2 separate regions of the Homo sapiens genome follow, and region 2 is linked to region 1. Evidence: chromatin contacts called from ENCODE Hi-C or POLR2A ChIA-PET data. All regions are on one chromosome and are shown on one strand. Each heading gives the region's core, a stretch centred on a gene start or an enhancer-like site at or near the end of the contact. The rest is flanking DNA. Distances are from core to core; before and after follow the strand shown.

The links. A loop is a pair of places that touch in the nucleus more often than their neighbours do. ChIA-PET counts read pairs that join two places held with the same protein, here RNA polymerase II (POLR2A). Pooled maps may share reads with other maps.
Region 2: a loop to region 1 is called in a pooled map, with 3 times the contacts of the local background. The contact joins the enhancer-like site here to the promoter of BIVM in region 1. A Hi-C loop is called at or near these places in 4 of 50 pooled maps. POLR2A ChIA-PET finds 5 or more read pairs at or near these places in 2 of 52 experiments (H1 and activated CD4-positive, alpha-beta T cell).

The regions. Positions count from the first base shown.
Region 1 is chr13:102,796,729-102,802,621 of GRCh38, reverse strand. It overlaps BIVM (basic, immunoglobulin-like variable motif containing), which reads right to left and starts at 3,503. Exons shown (of 11, transcript NM_017693.4): 1 at 3,101-3,503. It overlaps POGLUT2 (protein O-glucosyltransferase 2), which reads left to right and starts at 3,646. Exons shown (of 10, transcript NM_024089.3): 1 at 3,646-4,133; 2 at 5,613-5,818. The coding sequence starts at 3,952. RefSeq lists silencers at 1,877-2,306, 2,337-2,386, 2,947-3,216 and an enhancer at 3,277-3,496.
Region 2 is chr13:102,866,230-102,872,122 of GRCh38, reverse strand. BIVM-ERCC5 (BIVM-ERCC5 readthrough) reads right to left here. Exons shown (of 23, transcript NM_001204425.2): 18 at 5,742-5,861; 19 at 5,278-5,491; 20 at 3,866-4,010. ERCC5 (ERCC excision repair 5, endonuclease) reads right to left here. Exons shown (of 15, transcript NM_000123.4): 10 at 5,742-5,861; 11 at 5,278-5,491; 12 at 3,866-4,010. Among named protein-coding and RNA genes, the nearest start is that of ERCC5, 23 kb to the right of the region's middle. RefSeq lists an enhancer at 5,236-5,893. Within about 2 kb of position 1,327, at least 3 of the 41 ENCODE cell types and tissues checked have a DNase peak (open chromatin) inside an H3K27ac peak, as active enhancers do.

The DNA of each region.
Region 1 (5,893 bases), core at 2,254-4,753:
TCAATATAAGGATGCATTTTATATTGACTGTCACTAAAATCCAAGGGCATGAAACATTCTCATTGGAAACTATATGTAAATTTCTCTTTGAAAATGTAATATTCATAGATTTTATAAGTAAAACATTACAAAAAAATGCAAAGTACCAAAAGATATTACAGGAAAATGGAAATTACCCAAATCCCACGACCCAAACACTGCTAGTGTTTACTTTCTTTCCACACTGTCTCACGTCTATTCTCTCCACTATAGTGAGAGCCCCAAGAGGCCAAGGGGGCTTCTATTATTGCATGCTCAGATTCTAGCTTTCTTAAAGTACACTAAGCACAATTTATTACTGATAATACTAATAACAGAATCATTATAGACAATACTGAGCTATAGAGAGGCAGTTTGTCCCTCCACTTAATAGGCTGCAGCTGTCACTGTTTTGACTCATCTTTTATCTCCTTTTGTTTCTCTATTTATAAACTATTCCCAGTGAGTTGACACTTCTAACCTGACCTGTGCAGAGATATTAGAAAATAAAGTTTGCTACATATATATGATCACAGAACTCCTCTGCCTGAAAGCCTCTGCTCTTAGAACAAAAGGCCAACTCCTGATGGTCCCTAGATCTATCTGGTTAGCTCCATCTCATTCCTTTCCCCCACCCCCCAAGCTCCACATTACTTTTTGGTTCTCCCAATACTGTCTCCCTTACTTAGCTCATTCCCATTCATCTTTCCAATGTCAGCTCAAATGTCACTTTCTGGGGGAAACCTTCTTGGCTTCTCAAACTAGGCCAGGTGACCCGGTACAGACTCTAGTACCTTCCTCACACAGGTCTTACCAGGTGGCAATTTTACACTTACTTCTGTGCATATCTGTTCATATGATCAACGTCTGCATCCTGCAAGTCTGGTTTTCCAGATTATTGTATCCCCAGGGCCTAGGATTTGTAGACGTCTCATTCAACAGATAATTTTTAAGTGTTTGCATCATGCCAGGCATTACTGTAGGCCCTCATTTTGATTGATTGCGGTTCCCTCTTCCAGGCAAGTGAGGTGTTGCTATATTAAGATTTACTAAGCCGGCGTGGTGGCTCACACCTGTAATCCCAGCACTTTGGGAGGCTGAGGCGGGTGGATCATCTGAGGTCAGGAGTTTGAGGCCAGCCTGGCCAACATGGTGAGACCCGTTTCTACTAAAAAAAAATAAAAAATAAAAAAATACAAAATTAGCCGTGCATGGTGGCGCATGCGTGTAGGCCCAGCTACTCAGGAGGCAAGGCTGGAGAATCGCTGAACACCAGAGGTGGAGGTTACAGTTGCACCATTGCACTCCAGCCTGGGCGATCAGAGCAAAACTCCGTCTCAAAAAAAAAAAAAAAAAAATTTACTACTAAGAATGACTGCAGGACCTCAGGCTCAACTAATAGCTTACTCATAAAATCATGTCATAAGCAATAGAAATATGGTTTGCTCGTATGCAAAGCAAAAATTTATAAAATGGCAAGTTTAAAAAGCACCGCCAGAGTCATGATTGTTCAAAGTCACTGAACGAAGTGTTCTGTAAAATAAACGTCCATTTGTAAAGCCAATCTTCATCGCCTAGGTTGTAGTCTTTTCAGGTTATATTTTGTCTGTATTCTCAAGTATCAAGTTTATGAGAGAACCAAACATCTCTAAAAACCTCTTCAGTAAAGCCTTTTCGTATAACAAAATACCCTGATCGATATCCTGTATAGAAGGCAACTGAGGAGCAGGGGCATTCCGGTGACCTCGTAAGGGTCGAATATGCGCGGGAGGGCGAAACCAGAGGCGCATAGCCCCCGGCCGAGCTAATGCCACCCTTCCCACCCGGTGTCCTCCCGCGCCCTCCAGGCCCCTTCCTCCCCTTCAGACCTGCGGGTCCCCAGAGCCGAGGCGCCAGCCTGTCAAAAGATACCGGGAGTCCTCCGCGCCTGGCGCCAGCCTCCAGCCCGCGCCCCTGGGGAGGCCGGGAGCGTTTCCACCACCGTCCTCTGACAAGCTCGCCGCTCGGCCGGGCTCCGAGGCCGCCGGGACGGAGTAGACAGTCGCGCAGGCCAAGCCCCGCCGCGCAGAACCAGTGCGCGCGGAGGCGACGCGGGCAGAGAGGAAGGAGCGCGGCTGCGCTCCCTGCCCGTGGCCAACCCAGCCCGCGCCTCCGCGCGTGTCGCGGGCACCCCGAGTCCCCAGCCCGCAGAGCCCAAGGGCCGCCGAGGCCTCCTCGCCCCTACTCCCTCCTCTACCTTCCCTCACCGGCCGGAAGACGAGGCTCTCCGCCAGGGGGAGCGCGCCGAGGCCCGGGGGTGACCGCCTCGAACATGCTTGCCCCGGGCCCCGGGGACGCTGTTGGTGTTAAAGGGGGCCCACGGGCAATTGCTGCATCCGGGCTAAGAGCTGGGGCTCCGATTCGACTGTTTGAGTAAACGAGTCGGTATCATTAATAATGACAATTGCACAAAAGAAAATAGGAAAGAAACCCCCTTTCCTGGCGCCGAACCAGGCCCGCCTTGGCTCGGAGCCACCGGCTCTTCTGGGTTTTCGGGGCAGCTGGCAAGAGGGAGGCAGGCAGAGGAGGCGGCTCCGGGTCCGACTGCCAAGCTGACCAGGGCGGTGAGCCCGTGACTCCTGGCGGCGGCCCAGACCCGGGTGCTGGCGTGCAGGGGAAGGCGACGGCCGCTGCGCGCTGGTTCCCGGACCCTGCCCAGCGTGGCGTGGAGACCGACGGCCGCACAGGGGTCACCGGTATCCACATGGACACCTCCTAATCGAGCTTTGTTCACCAGAGGGCTAGGCCCTTCTTTCCCTGGCGCTTCTCTTCCCCCCGCGACACAGCTCTTCCCCCTACTCCTTCCCGGGAGAGCGCGCACCCATGCAGTGGCCTCCATCTGGACGCCACGGGGCTCGGAGAGGCGATGACCCCTGGCAGCCCAGGCCGGTATCGAATTAAGTAAAAATTTTGAATGCCCAGGTGGCTGCGCGTAGAGCGGCAGCAGGCCGGGCTGGCGGCGCCCAGGTGCCCAGCGGAGGGCCAGGCGCTCAGAGCGCACAGCCGGCCGCCACCTCGGCCCCTGCCCCCCGCCCCGGGGTACCTCTGGCCTGTCGGGTGGGGTCGGGTCGCTGCGGCCGCGGCGGAACCCGGCTCCGGACCTGGATCACAGCATCCAGCGCGCGGCCGGCGAGGCGCCTCCTGTTACCCTGGGGCCGGCGTCCCTCGTCCCATCGGAGCGAGCGAGGATGCTGCGGTGCCCGGCGACAGGTCGTCGGATAGCATTGACAGCACCTTCCTTTCAAGGTGCTTTATGCCTGCCCTCTCCACGTGCGGAGGGCAGGGTGACCAACGCAAAAACCTGAGCTGCGCCTCCAGACCCGTGCGCCCCTTTGATGGGCATCTGTGGTGTTTATCTGTCCCCCGAAAGCGGTGACCGAGAAGTAAATAAATGGGCGAGAGGTGGTAAAATCCTGGCAGTATTTCCGCTCGTCCTGTCGCGAACTACATATCCCAGGGAGCCCGGGGCGCCGGGACGCGTGTCCACCCCGCCATCCACTTGGAGAAGGCGTTACTGAGCCTGGCCCGACGCACGGGCCAATCCCCTCGCCCTACACCTTGGCTGGAACCTGAGACGGATTCGCTCCCAAATGATGCTCCAGTGGCAGGAGCAACTCAAGTTCATCATTGTCCTGAGAGAGAGGAGCAGCGCGGTTCTCGGCCGGGACAGCAGAACGCCAGGGGACCCTCACCTGGGCGCGCCGGGGCACGGGCTTTGATTGTCCTGGGGTCGCGGAGACCCGCGCGCCTGCCCTGCACGCCGGGCGGCAACCTTTGCAGTCGCGTTGGCTGCTGCGATCGGCCGGCGGGTCCCTGCCGAAGGCTCGGCTGCTTCTGTCCACCTCTTACACTTCTTCATTTATCGGTGGATCATTTCGAGAGTCCGTCTTGTAAATGTTTGGCACTTTGCTACTTTATTGCTTCTTTCTGGCGACAGTTCCAGCACTCGCCGAGACCGGCGGAGAAAGGCAGCTGAGCCCGGAGAAGAGCGAAATATGGGGACCCGGGCTAAAAGCAGACGTCGTCCTTCCCGCCCGCTATTTCTATATTCAGGCAGTGGATACATCAGGGAATAAGTAAGTCGAGAAACGGCTCCTTACCTATTTTGGATGGCGGTTAAATCTGTTTCTCCCTTTAAGATTTTTCTTTCCAAGAACTCGTTTCTCCACAGCAGTTTATATTCCAGGATATTTGGTTACCCATTTTTCTCTGTAGCTGTAGAAATTGTTCCGAATTATAATATATGCAATATAATGTATTGTATATAACATATAAAATAATCTCCTAGCAATTTTGATTCAGATTCCCACATTATCAGGGCAAGACAAAGTCCCTCCACTTTGCTGGAAATACTGTTTCTAACTACTTTTCGCATAAGCTATTATAAGGGATTTAAACCTAGTTGTTAGAGACTTGATGGGCTTCATCTTTCTCTGGTGCGGCCCTCAATTTTCAAGGAGACATCTGCAGGTAAGCATGTTTTGAAACTGAAAAAGAAAAATGAAGTACTATTTGAAACTTCAGAGTTCGGAAGGAAAGTATCGAAGTATTAATCTCCTATATGATTGTAACAAATATTTTGTTCCAATGAATTTAATACTTTAACATCATACTTAAAACTTATTTTTATAATTCCTATACTTCTGAAATGATTGTCTCTATTATTGGTGGATGCTGACTGTGTGTATTTCATACAGAAAAAAATACTGGAATAAAAGGTTGTCAAGTAAAAGGCAGGTTGTAAATTTTGTTATTTGGCAAAAGATGATACACTACCTACTACTTTGCTTTTGCCCATGGCTGAGCGTGAGTTTTTTTTTTTTAAGACAGGGTTTCACTTCCTAGCCTAGTCTGGAGTGCAGTGGTGCAATCACAGCTCACTGTACCCTCAACCTCCCAGGCTGAAGCTATCCTCCCACCTCAGCCTCCCTAGTAGTTGGGACTACAGGCGTGTGCCACCTCGCCTGGCTATTTGTTTTTTATTATTATTATTATTATTTGTAGAGACAGGATCTCACCTTGTTGCCCAGGCTGATCTCGAACTCCTGGCCTCAAGCAGTCTTCCCTCCTTGGCCTCCCAAGATGTTGAGATAGTAGGCATGGGCCACAGTGCCAGGCCTGAGCGTGATTTATAATACTGATATTGTAAAGATTCATTGGCAGAGATTTTTCAAAATAAGATCATTATCTTTGGGAGCATCATTTGATCACAAATATCCAGATGTGATAGCATGAAATAAGTTAGTAAGAATATTTTTCCATATGGAATGCATGAGTATGTTCTGTGCTTATATAGATTAATAGTCTTAACATACTCCATTGTGACTGTTTAATGAAACTGTTTCATGTTATCTTGGCCATTGTCATCCTCATTTTTTTAAATCTCTGATCCATCATATTCATTCTGGTACTAAAAGCATAAGAGAAGAAGAAGCAATCATATGTTAGAGGAAGAATGTGGAGGAGAATAATCAAGTTTCCAGACTGAAGAGCATAACCTTTGTGTGTTTGTTCGTTAAAATCTGTTTATCTCCCCCATTGCCTTTTCATCACAGATTCACATCTTCTCCAGGCGAAAAGGTCTTCCAGGTGAAAGTCTCAGCACCAGAGGAGCAATTCACTAGAGTTGGAGTCCAGGTTTTAGACCGAAAAGATGGGTCCTTCATAGTAAGATACAGAATGTATGCAAGCTACAAAAATCTGAAGGTGGAAATTAAATTCCAAGGGCAACATGTGGCCAAATCCCCATATATTTTAAAAGGTAATTTGGAATATAATTTTATAACAGCAGTATTTGAATAAAATAATATATGTTATTCCATCAACAAAAACAACT
Region 2 (5,893 bases), core at 78-2,577, 72 kb before region 1:
CTTAGAACATGTAAACTCAAGTTCTAACTCAAATTGTATGCTATATAGAATATTTTATTAATTTTAGTACTATTAGCCACAATGTATAATGATGGCAAACATTTATGGAAGTCTTCCTCTGTGCTTGGCACTGTGTTAAATATTTCACATGCCCAATCATCACACAAGCCATGCCCTATCGTTACCCTCACCTCACAGAGGAGGGAACTGAACTCAAAAATAAGTAACTGGCTCAAGATTTCACAGCTGGAATTGGTACAGTCTTCCTCTAGAGCCCACACTCATAATTATACCACAGAAGTTACAACTTCTCTGGGTCTCTTTCTCAGCAGTAAAATGGAAGTAATGTATCTGTATTATTTACCTCAAATCAAATACAATAATGGATCGAAGAATATTTAATAAAATGTAAATATGCCAAGAAAATGTTAAATTTGTTTAAAAAATCTGTAAAAACAGATACATGTATCTGTTTTTAAAATTTAACATTTTATATATATATAAATACATATGTATGTAAAACAAATAAATATATACAAAAACAGAGATAATAGAACTCTACTTAAAGTATGATTCCAGTTTTGGAAAAAACACATATATGAGAAAAGTAAACAGATACTTAAAATAAATAACACTAACAACTATTATTTCGCTGTGTGCTAGGCAATATTCTACGTGAGCACACAGCCATTCATTTTCTTCTTTATATTTTATTCATTTTTCAATGTTTTCCATTCTAAGCCTAAATCGGCCGGATAAAGACAGCGACACACTCTTGGACCCTCCTCCCATCACGAAGGGGGTCCCTGTGGCCTCCTCTTGAGCAGGGCGGCCATGGCTGACCAGTGTGACTCAAGCCGTGCCAGGCCTAGGGGAGGCCCTCGCCACTTCCTGTCCCCTGGACCTCCTGCTCTTGGCTCCAACATGCTATGAGGAAGCCAAGCTCACCAAGTGTCCACCCAGGCCCCGAGGCCGAAGCCACCTCATCAGCCCCGCGAGCCATCTTAAGGGGTCCTAGCCCAGCTGAGCTGTCCTAGCCGACATGGAACAGAGACAAGACACCCCCACCAGGCCTGAGCGAGCTTCAGAGGCATGAGCAAAATCAGTGACTACTGCTGTGTGAAGCCACTAAGGCTGAAGGTAGTTTGTAATGCAGTGACGACTGACCAGAAACATTTACACAATTAGGAAAAAATAAATGCCATCAAAGTTACTAACATAATCCTCACCAATCTATGTACTCAATGGAACCTGAAAAAACGCCCGCAGCTCAGGCTCCCCCGCTTCACAAGCTTGCTAGTGCAGCATTAGGAACCCACTCAGACCGGCTGTCAGGGCCAGGGTCCGCCTCACCGATGCAGGAGTGCCATCTAGCGTTGGAAATTACTAATTGCGGTCTTCAAAGTATTATAACAACAAAATGCAAAAAGGAAAAAATAATTTTTCTTCATTACTTTTACAACATTCTTTCCAGGAGTGCACTGAGAGAATACCGATAATTCTCCTCTACTTTACTTGCAGATTTTCGTTTTTGAAACTGTAATCATGACTGGCAGTTAGAATCAGTGCACTTGTGAGCTCATCAAGCCAAAGCTATGGTTACTCCTTCAAGCAGGAGGGCCTGGCACTTCACATAAAGATGAAAGGAGGAAGGTGTCTGTCAATCAGCTGAGCTGGGGGAGTGGAGGCAACTGTGATGAAACTGAAGGATTCATGCCCAGTCCAAGGCCTTGGGGTAGGGGAGGGGAACTGCTGTTGCTCCATGCCAGCTATTTTGGGGCTATCCAGAAATTCAGGCCCAGTATTTTCAGCTCTCCTTTTTCCCCCAACAGAATCCATAATTTTGTGTAAAATCTCCCAAAGGTAAATGTTGGTAGCCAATTGAAAATTAAAGCTCAAGAGAAGAATACACCGTGTAGTCCAAACCAAATGTGACTACAGCTCAATTCAACCTGCAGGCCCAATGCAGCCCCACTCTAAGAATGATTCACCAGCCAGGGTGCCCTCAGAAGAGGAGAACAGAAAACAAAGTGAGGCCACATTCTGATTTTACTGGTTTCCCACCATCCTTCCTGCTCTTTACTCTGTATTCATCCTAAATGTCCTGAGCCAGGCAGAGCGAAGGCTGCTCCTATCTGGCATCAACGAGCTGGAGGACCAAAGGCAGAAACTGCTCAAATATGAAAATGATTCAGCAGGCAACAAACGAGCAAAAACTGCTGAACAAAGAAAAGTGGAACAGCATAAACAGGTCATTCACTAAATCAGAAACACAAACCGTCTATGAACATAAAAAATTCACTCTCAATAGTTATCAAGAAACCAAATGGAAAAGTCAGATACTATTTCACTTATTCTAAAATAATCATTAGATAAGAACCCGAAGATTAAGGACACTCAAATCAATGTCTGTTAATACCTTTCTAAAAATAGAAATAACAAAAGACACTTGATTAAACTAGCCCTGATAGACGCAAAAAGATACTACCTGTAGCCATTAAAAACGATATAAATCTATATCATCGTTGATAATAGGTCTTGTTCTAATACCAAATGGGTTACAGGTAAAATAAAAAGTATATAGCATCATCCCATTCTTATAAAAAAAATCATACACACACTCAAATGAGTATACATATATATGCAATGTATATGCATATATATGTGTGAAGTCTAAAATTACATAAACAAATTGTAAACTGTAATCATCTTTTTAATACATATTTATAATTTTCTATGATGTATTTACTTTATTTGTATAATAAAGTTATTTGTAGGTTTTCAAGTTATTTACCTACCATGACGTATGTCTACCTCATAACTCATTCCCGGTATATAAATTTCCTCAACAATAAGAAAATCAGAAAAAGATAAATGAAGAAAGTATAAAATACAACACATTGGTGAGTGTGCTATGACTGGAAGACCATGATCACTACAACAGTTTCGCCGTTCATTTCAGTGATTCCAGTCACTGACTCTTCAGGTCAGAGCATCCTAGCATCTTTCAAACACAGGATATGTAACTGGAGAGAACACTCAAGGATCATTAAATCAGCCACCACCAAACAGCATCTCACGACATAGTGACGGTTAAAAGATGCCACCACAATCTTGTGAATACACTAAAAACCAATGAACTGTACACTTTAAATCGGTGAACTCTGTGGTATGTGACTATATTTCAATTTTTTAAAAAGATGCCATCAAGGACAAAGAAAAAACTACTTTCCCAGACATACTCATAACTCCTACCATCTCAGAATCTTCAAAATGATAAATGTACCCCGAGTATAGCACGACTCTGGGTTCTGGATGGAGCAAGACTTCACCACTGAACACGTCACGGGATTCACATGGTGAGAAACAGGACAGGAGTGCTGGATGTAACATTCCTGGCATTATATTTCCAAGTCGCTTCCTGGCTGACCTCTCTCAGGACACCAAACACACAGACAAGTACAATTTGCTTTGCTTCTCCATCACCTCCAAGTATATGGGGGGAGTCCTTGAGGGTATGGCCTATGCCTTACTCATCTCTCCTTTCCCCAGGGCCAGCACAGTGTCTGACACATCATAGCTGCTCTATAAGTATGTCAATGGATGAAAAGGCAACTTCTACATTCCTGTGAAATCCACAGGACTGGCTTTGTACCCTTGAACTAGGATAAGCCCAGCACCACTAAGAACTGACTCTGATTTCATCATCTCTAGAAAATGGAAAACAACCAATACTTTCTGCTGCTTTCTCAGTGAACCATTGTTCACATGTTACAGCATGACAGTTCATGCTGTAAATAATAGTTCTATTTGCTTATTTGGGTATTTACACAATTATCCAAATTAAAGAAATAAAAGACCTTACGAGAATTTTAGGAGAGGTTCCAGGCCATGCCCAGGGAATTCATTGAGAATTTCCATGGCGGTTACACAACCCACAGTTGGTATTCCTTCGGTATAATCACTTCCAAGCAAATAAGCCAAATTTATTAACTTATTCCGGTCCAATCCTAAAGAGTAACAATATTTTTTAATTTTTATCAAGATTTCTTATATGACATTTATAAACATTTTATTATATAAATCATGTACGTGTGTATATCTATATCTATATCCAACCACCAAAAATATCTTATTATTTGAAAATAAATTATTTTATTCAATGGCATTCTGTTAATATTTTTAAAGTTTCATCCATTCTCATAGCTTTAAATACCCTCTATACGCTGACCCCCAAAGTTAGCTATCTAGCCTGAGTCTCTCTGAACCACAGTCACATATATTCAACTATCAACTCAACACCTCCACTGGGTATCCAATGAGCATCCCCAATTTATCATATCCAAACCTGAACACTTCGTTTCTCCTCCTCCACTGTGCTCCCTCCTTGTCTTACTGAAGGCAGGTCCACTCGACCAGCTGCTCAGTATCTGGAATCCTCCTCGACTTCATTCTTCTCCCACCCCACATTCAATCTGCCTGCATACCCTAGCACACCAGACCCTGGTGGGTTTCAGCTTCTTCCTATTCTCTAAGATTAACCCTTGCCATTTCCTCCCTCCTCCTCTCACACTGGCCTCCTTGCTTCCCTAGAACACAGCCCACAAGCTTCTGCCTCAGCCCCTTTCACTCACTAGTCCCGAGGTATCTATCTACAGTGCTTGCTTCCTATTTCCTGCAGGTCCCTGCCTTGAAGTTACACGAGTAAAGCCTTTCCCAACAACTCTCTGAAACAGCACCTGCACTCTCGATGCCTGAAGTTCACTCTCTCCTCTCCTTTACTGTTATATTTTTCTATTTGGCACTTACCACCAACTGTCAAATTATGATTTATGTATCTGCTTATCATCTGTTTCTCCTACTATTTTACTCTCTGTTCCTTCCCTCTTGTTAAGAACAACTGGCATATAGGAGTCACCAAACATATATTTGCTGGATGAACAGAAGAAGATCAGTGCCAGAAACCCGAATACAGGCCCAGGCGCGGCCTGCTTCCCCTCTCCACCACCTTTTGTTCACTGTGGAGATCTCGGGTAACTAGTCAAAGTTTAACTAAGTCAGTTGATTAACTACCTAAACATACTAGGACTTTAATTCCTTAATTCAAATGTTTAAAATCCTATTCCTCTATATAAGCCAAAGATCACTCATATAAAAATTTGCATAGACCTGCAATTTCCATCAATGCATCAAACTAGTTCCTTGGAAAGAAAACTTCCTAGGACAAACTCTGAAGGTAAATGTCAGAAAGTAATCAAAAAGACTCTGAAGTCTTACCCAATTGATTGTGAAAGTCCACATATTGATAATATTCTACAAACTTGTTTTTATTAAAAAAGTTTCTATAGACATGCCGCGCTCCAAACAGCCAGATATCACTGTCATCAGTGATGGTTCCGGAAGTCTGATCAGTCAGGTCCAGGATGGCGCACTGCGCCTCTGCTTCCATGGGAGCCTGGATGTAGGGAATGCCGAACAGGCGCAGGAGTTCCTGCAGAGTGAGGGGTACACAGTGACGCCCAGGGAAGGGCACCGCCAGGCCCTGAGCACAGGGGGAGCAGTGCCTACCACTTCATGTAATGCATTCATTCCTGCAGAGTTAGGGACACACAGTGACCCCCAGGGAACGGCATCACCAGGCCCTGAGCACCAGGGGGCACAGTGCATACCCCCTTCATGCAGTGCATTCCCCCAGGGGTCTGAAGAAGGTGGTAAAGGAAACCCAAGCTGCCTGCACCCACCTGGCTTTCCAGGAACATCTGTCCGGTGACAGTAGCAGCGATCCGTTCTTGCTGCTGTTTTTGAGCTTTCAGTGAATTCTGCTGTGCTAAGAGGTTGCTCTCCAGAGTTTCCAACTCCTCCTATAAAATGTTTTTTCATTTATAGATTTATA